2 separate regions of the Homo sapiens genome follow, and region 2 is linked to region 1. The links are chromatin loops, found by intact Hi-C in ENCODE. Cell type or tissue: ascending aorta. All regions are shown on one strand. Each heading gives the region's core, and the rest is flanking DNA. Links, peaks and the distances in the headings are about the cores only.

Region 1 (2,925 bases), core at 101-2,600:
AATGGTTTTTCTTCCCTCTCGTTATTTAATAGTCTTCTTGTTTATGACAGTAGCCTTTAAACAGGGAATGTGTTCCTGAAAGATGGCAAACAAATGATTTCATTTTCTTTTATTATATAGTACAGAGCAGTGATTTTCAAAGGCTGGGTTTGCATCCTTAACTGTCTTCCCCTAGCCTTCCTGTTCTACCAAAACCAAGTCTATACACATTTCTCTGCAGTTGAGAGTGGAAATCATATTAGCTTTATTCACAAATCCGTTTACTAAACATTATGGAATGTACATACCCTCTGACAAGAACTGGAATGTACATACCCTCTGACAAGAACTGTAGTAACACTAGGTTGGATGATTATGGTGGGGTGAGTTAATGAGATGCAAGGGTAGCAGTGTAGGGATGGACATCATCATGTCAGATACAAATATTTGGTGGCTTTATACAAAAGAAATGTGAGAGATGCAAGATTATCCATTAAAATAAAAGCAAAACATCTTGAGAACCTAAATTATATGGCTATCATTCATTGAGAACTTCCTAGGTTCTGATTAAGGACTTAACATACATTTCCTCGTTTAACCTTATCAGGTAGATGCTCTTATTATCCTCATTTTACAGATGACAAAACAGGCTTAGAGTGAACCAGCAACCCCTCCAAGATTACAGCACTATAAACAACAGTGGAATGGGAAAAGAGGAAAGGGATTATATCTAAGAGATATTCCTCAAGAATAATTGATAAGACCTGTGACAAATTAGTTGTAATGATTAAGGAGGAAGAAATTATGGGTAAGTCCCAAGTTTCTATCTTGGAAGACCAGACAGATGGTGATATTTCATTAACTGTGGTAACAAATGGAAAAGAACGAATAGATTAAGGTAAGCGAGATAAATTTAGCTTTAAACATTTTAAGTTTGAGATTTCTATTGGATATCCAAGCAGATAACTCTTCTAAGTTGTTGGAAATGCTGTACAGGAATGAGGTCTAGAATAGAATAAACTTGGGCACCATCACCACTTAGATTGTGTGAAAGACACTAGTGTCTTCCTTTGAGATTGATAAGAAAAAAACAATAAAATATAGAACCTAGGATTGGCAGTATTTTAAAGATGGGCAGAAAGCAGGAGTCATTAAAGATATATCAGGAGGAGAAGACAAGAAAAGAACTGGAAGAAAGTGTCGTCACGTTAAGCCCAAGAAAGGAGGCTATTTCAAAAAGTGGGGATGGGTAAACAGTGTGAAATACTAAAAAGTGATTAAGAAGCATAAAGACTGAAAATAAATAATTTGATTTAACAGAAAGTCTTTAGTGACTTTAACTAAAACAATTAGAGCAGAATATTTTGGGTGGAAGCCAGGCTATAAATTATTGCTATGAAAGTGAAAATTGCAAACATGGTTCTTTCCAAACTTTGGGTGGTAAAAGGAAGAATGGAGATGAAGAAGCAGCATCAAAGGGAAGATGGCTCAAAAAGGGCCAATATGTTTTGGTATCCTTTTTGTTTAGTTTTGTTTTAAATAAGTGTGTGTGGGATGGGGTGATTATGATTACACTGGATGTCTCTGTTGGCTTGATGATATGGATGGTGATAACAGCTAACACAGTTAACAGCCAGACACTGTCCTAAGCACATCACATGTATTAACTCATTTTATCTCCATGGTATCATTAACCCTATTTTAAACATGAGGAAACTGAAATATCAATAACATAAGCAGCTAGCCTAAGCTTGCACAGAGATACGATGCAAACTGAGGCAGCCTGACTCCAAGTCCACAGTTTACCCTCCCTGCTATATGCTTCCCTGCTCACCCAAAAAAGCGATTCTGCTTTATTTATTCTAATTTTCTTTACAGAATGTATCTAGAGTGAACATTTTTCAGACCATTATCTTTAGAGTGTGTTTTAGGACCTGATTCAAATTGCTTTCCGTTCTTCAAAAACTTATTTCCTGGGATAGGAATAGCTGCCCACTCTAGTCCTATTCCTGAGCACCAAGAATAAACAGACTTGACTCTTGTAAATGGAAGAATGAGTTTCTTCTAGAAACTCAGTAGAAAAATGAGCTCCTACTATGGCCTTAAGTATTAAGAAAAAATAAGTGTGTGTTTTGCCTTTTGTTTGGTGCTAATGTGATACCAGGTTTTGTATGAAGCACATGTGTTTTCCCTGTTTTATGTAGAGAATAGCATGCATGGAATGAACCCCAAAAATAAGCCCCAAATTATCTTTTGCTCAAAGGAACAGAGGTACTTCGAGGCTAGACTTTATAGTCATTATAGAAGAATGTGAGGAAATACAACTCTGCTTTTATTTGCACCAGACTTTGGCTGTGTTACACTTTCTTCTGCCAGTCCTGTGACTGACTTCTCTTTAAATGATTCATGGTTGTTTTCCATGAATAAATATGCATTAGTCAAGATCCAGTTAGAGCCCCCACTTCCCCTTCCCCTCTTTTCCCTAGCTGCAGCTGTTTATATTTGCATTTGACTGGACAGATCTGTTAGCCTTAATGTGTTTTTCTTTGTTTATTAAAGGTTTACACTTTGCCTTAGTTGAAGAAAGGTAAGGATTTTTTTTGTTTTTGTTTTTTTTCCCGTGGGTGCCCGCCACCCACCCACCCAGAGTGCAGTACCATAATCACAGCTCACTGCAGCCTCAACCTCTTGGACTCAAGCTATCCTCCCACCTCAGGCTCGGACTACAGCCACATGCCACCACACCCAGCTAATTTTTGTAATTTTTGTAGAGATGAGGTTTTGCCATGTTATCCAGGCTCATCTTAAACTCCTGGGCTCAAGCAGTCTTCCCACCTTAGCCTCCTAGAGTGCTGGGATGATAGGCATGAGCCACTGCACCCAGCCCCTACATTTTCTTTATAAGCCTAGATATATAATTACAATTATTGATGATCTCACAGAAAC
Region 2 (2,925 bases), core at 271-2,770, 64 kb after region 1:
CAGCTCAGAGATCCAGAATAACATTTCACTTAATGGCAAAATGGACAATACTACATTTGGCAAACTCAGTTCTCATCTCAAGACCCTCAGTCAAGGGTCCTATCTATATCTGAAACTTACATTTGACCTCATAGAGAAAGGCTATCTAGTGTTAAAGAGCTCTAGCTACAAAGTAGTTCCTGTTTCGCTCTCAGAGGTTTATTTACTCCAGTGCAATATGAAGTTCCCAACCCAGTCTTCCTTTGACCGGGTGATGCCTCTCCTGAATGTGGCAGTGGCCTCTCTCCACCCACTGACTGATGAGCATATCTTCCAGGCCATCAATGCTGGGAGCATTGAAGGCACACTAGAATGGGAGGATTTTCAGCAGAGAATGGAGAACCTCTCCATGTTCCTAATCAAGCGCAGAGACATGACTCGTATGTTTGTACATCCTTCTTTTCGAGAATGGCTTATCTGGAGAGAAGAAGGAGAGAAAACCAAATTTCTCTGTGATCCGAGGTAAGACATATATCTGTGATAAACAATTCTGAGTCTGTTTTCTGTTTATTGCATGGAGTGTGAGTATTGAAAGTAGAAGTGTTCTTCATTGAACATTTCACATAGAAGAGACATCATCTGTGTTTCTTCTCAAGGCAAGGCTATAATGAGGTTAACTAATTTATTGTTTTACAATGTTATTTCCTTAAGACTCAACATCTGCATAGATATTTAGAATGCTATCCTACGTTCCTGTGTTCTTCTAAATAATTTTCACTGACCCCACAGGGTTCACAGGCTATAATTAAGTTAACCATTTAATGGACTTCCTCAGTATTATTATTCTGATATGAAGAAAGAATTGATATATTGTAAATCTCTTTGATTTAGGGCAGAATCATTTCAAAGTTTTTATTGCCCTTTTATAAAACCTTATCATTTTTAAAGTTTCCAGTGACTAAATCCATTAAAGTCCAGCCAATGCTAAGCTTTATACTAGAAAATACAATCTTAAACCTCCTAGCTGAAAAAGATTTGAAGAGATCAGCTGGTCTATCCATGCTGCCTTTAGATACGTAAGGTGTCATTATCTCCATTTTGCTATAAAGGCCTTAAGATGCTGGATCAACTTGCACAAAGTCATAAGGTTAATACATGGGAGAAGGGAGGGGCACACACCAGAATAGGGATCACAAGTGCATGATATATCCCACCACTCCCCACCCCACACGCACAACAGGATCACTGATTTACCCCAGCACTCTTTCCCAATGAGCTTGAACCTGACTTGAGAATCTTTCTCAACTCAAACCAGACTAGATATGAAACTGTTTCCCTTTTTATTGCATGAAACCTAGTTCTCTGGCATCCTGGTCGGGGTGTGCTTTTACTCCGTCATACTAACATTTTTAAAGACGTATTCCTTTAATAAAGTTGGTGTTTTCAAAAGCCGGGTACATTACTGACTTCATGGAAACAAAGAAGACACCAACAACATAGCTGGCAAATGCAGAGCTTATTTTGGCTCAAAAAGAAGAGGCCAGATTTGACTATGCCTCACATGTGACTCATCAGAAAGAATAAAACTCTGTGTTCATGCTGGGGTTTTATTGCCCTTCACCGTGTCCTTCACCAGGCCTTATTAGAGACAACTGTACTGTGGGCATGCTGCTCAGCCTACTCCATGCTGATTCATCAGAAAATTAGTTCCAGATTATGATGAAGATATTAAGCCAGGCAATAGACTTTGTAGCATTTTCTCTGAGAGGGAAGCTTTTTTAAAGAAACATGCTGTAGTGGAAAGAACATAAACTCTTGAGTCAAATTACCTGCATATAAATCCTGCCTCTTCTAGGAACTTTGACCTTTGGAAAAAGTTACATAGTGTTTCTAAGACTTAGTTTTCTTATCTACATAAGAGCAATAATAATGCCTTTTTTCTAGAGTTGTTGAGAAGTTAAGTGAGGTCATATAGTATGATGCCTAGAATAGTACAGAGTAAAAGAAACACTTGGGGTATGTTCTTTTTCCTCCCCTCACCCTGCAGTAATAGACCCTTCTGGTGTATCTTAGTTAAATCCTGTGGCTAATCGGATAGCGACAGCCATCTTCTGCTGTTATCATTTTGGAGCACAAGATTTTAAAAAGAAACAATAAAAACAATCCAAGTCCCTTCTGTGAATTGTATGATGTTCCCAAAAGGATTTTACTATAAATCCTACTAGAGCTGTTGTCAATATTTAATACAAAGAACTGGCAACTATGTATATAGGAAAAAGAAACTAATGTAGAATTGCCTAATAAACGCTTTGAGATCAGTTCCCAGAGAAACTTTGCTAGCTGATCTGGGACCTTAGATCCTGGGACATCTCAGAGGATTGAAAGCTGAGGTCCAAGGCAACCAGACTACCACTGAATTAATAGTATCCTTACAACAGATGAAATCCTCAGGGGCTCTCAGAGGAGAAAATACGGCTTTTATACAGCCATATCATGACTATACAGGCTTTGCCTTCTCAACATCGCATTTTAACTAGGAGTTTTGCAGCAACCGACTGATGCACTGGGACAAGAGGAGCAGGTACTTCCAACTTCAAATCCTGTATAATCCGTTCCCTGATGATTGAATAGCATGGCTGCTGAGAGATCATCTTATTTCACTTAATGGCAGAGAGTAAAATTGTAAACAGGACCAGGAGTTATCAAAAAAAGCTTTCTTAGATTTCATTTCAGTTGGAACTCAGCCCCCTCCCCAGCAATGGCTGGCACCAACCTTGTTACTAAAGTACTGAAGTATTGATCTCAGTGCTTAAGGCTCCCTAGGTCAATGAGATGGAAATTCACTAAGAATTTAATGCTATTGGCAAAGCCCAAGCTGGTCTTTCAAAGCAGCTGGCTGCACTTGTTTTCCATTTCAGGCAGGTCTGATTAGCAGGACTCTCTCCA

What was found. A loop is a pair of places that touch in the nucleus more often than their neighbours do. Peaks named below come from ENCODE experiments on the same cell type or tissue, not always from the same donor. Only the 100,000 strongest peaks of a DNase experiment are listed, where the experiment ranks them.
Region 2: it touches region 1 in a loop (2.6-fold over the local background); 3 of 110 quality-filtered maps call a loop at or near these places.

What each region holds. Positions count from the first base shown.
Region 1 is chr17:63,291,164-63,294,088 of GRCh38, forward strand. The region is part of intron 9 of TANC2 (tetratricopeptide repeat, ankyrin repeat and coiled-coil containing 2); the gene reads left to right. Among named protein-coding and RNA genes, the nearest start is that of CYB561, 150 kb to the right of the region's middle. In ascending aorta, for the core only: no CTCF peak of the experiment used is centred there; no DNase peak of the experiment used is centred there; H3K4me3 peaks cover 716 bases; H3K27ac peaks cover 2,500 bases.
Region 2 is chr17:63,354,890-63,357,814 of GRCh38, forward strand. It overlaps TANC2 (tetratricopeptide repeat, ankyrin repeat and coiled-coil containing 2), which reads left to right. Exons shown (of 28, transcript NM_001394998.1): 14 at 1-501. Among named protein-coding and RNA genes, the nearest start is that of CYB561, 90 kb to the right of the region's middle. In ascending aorta, for the core only: no CTCF peak of the experiment used is centred there; a DNase peak (open chromatin) is centred at 1,552; H3K27ac peaks cover 2,419 bases.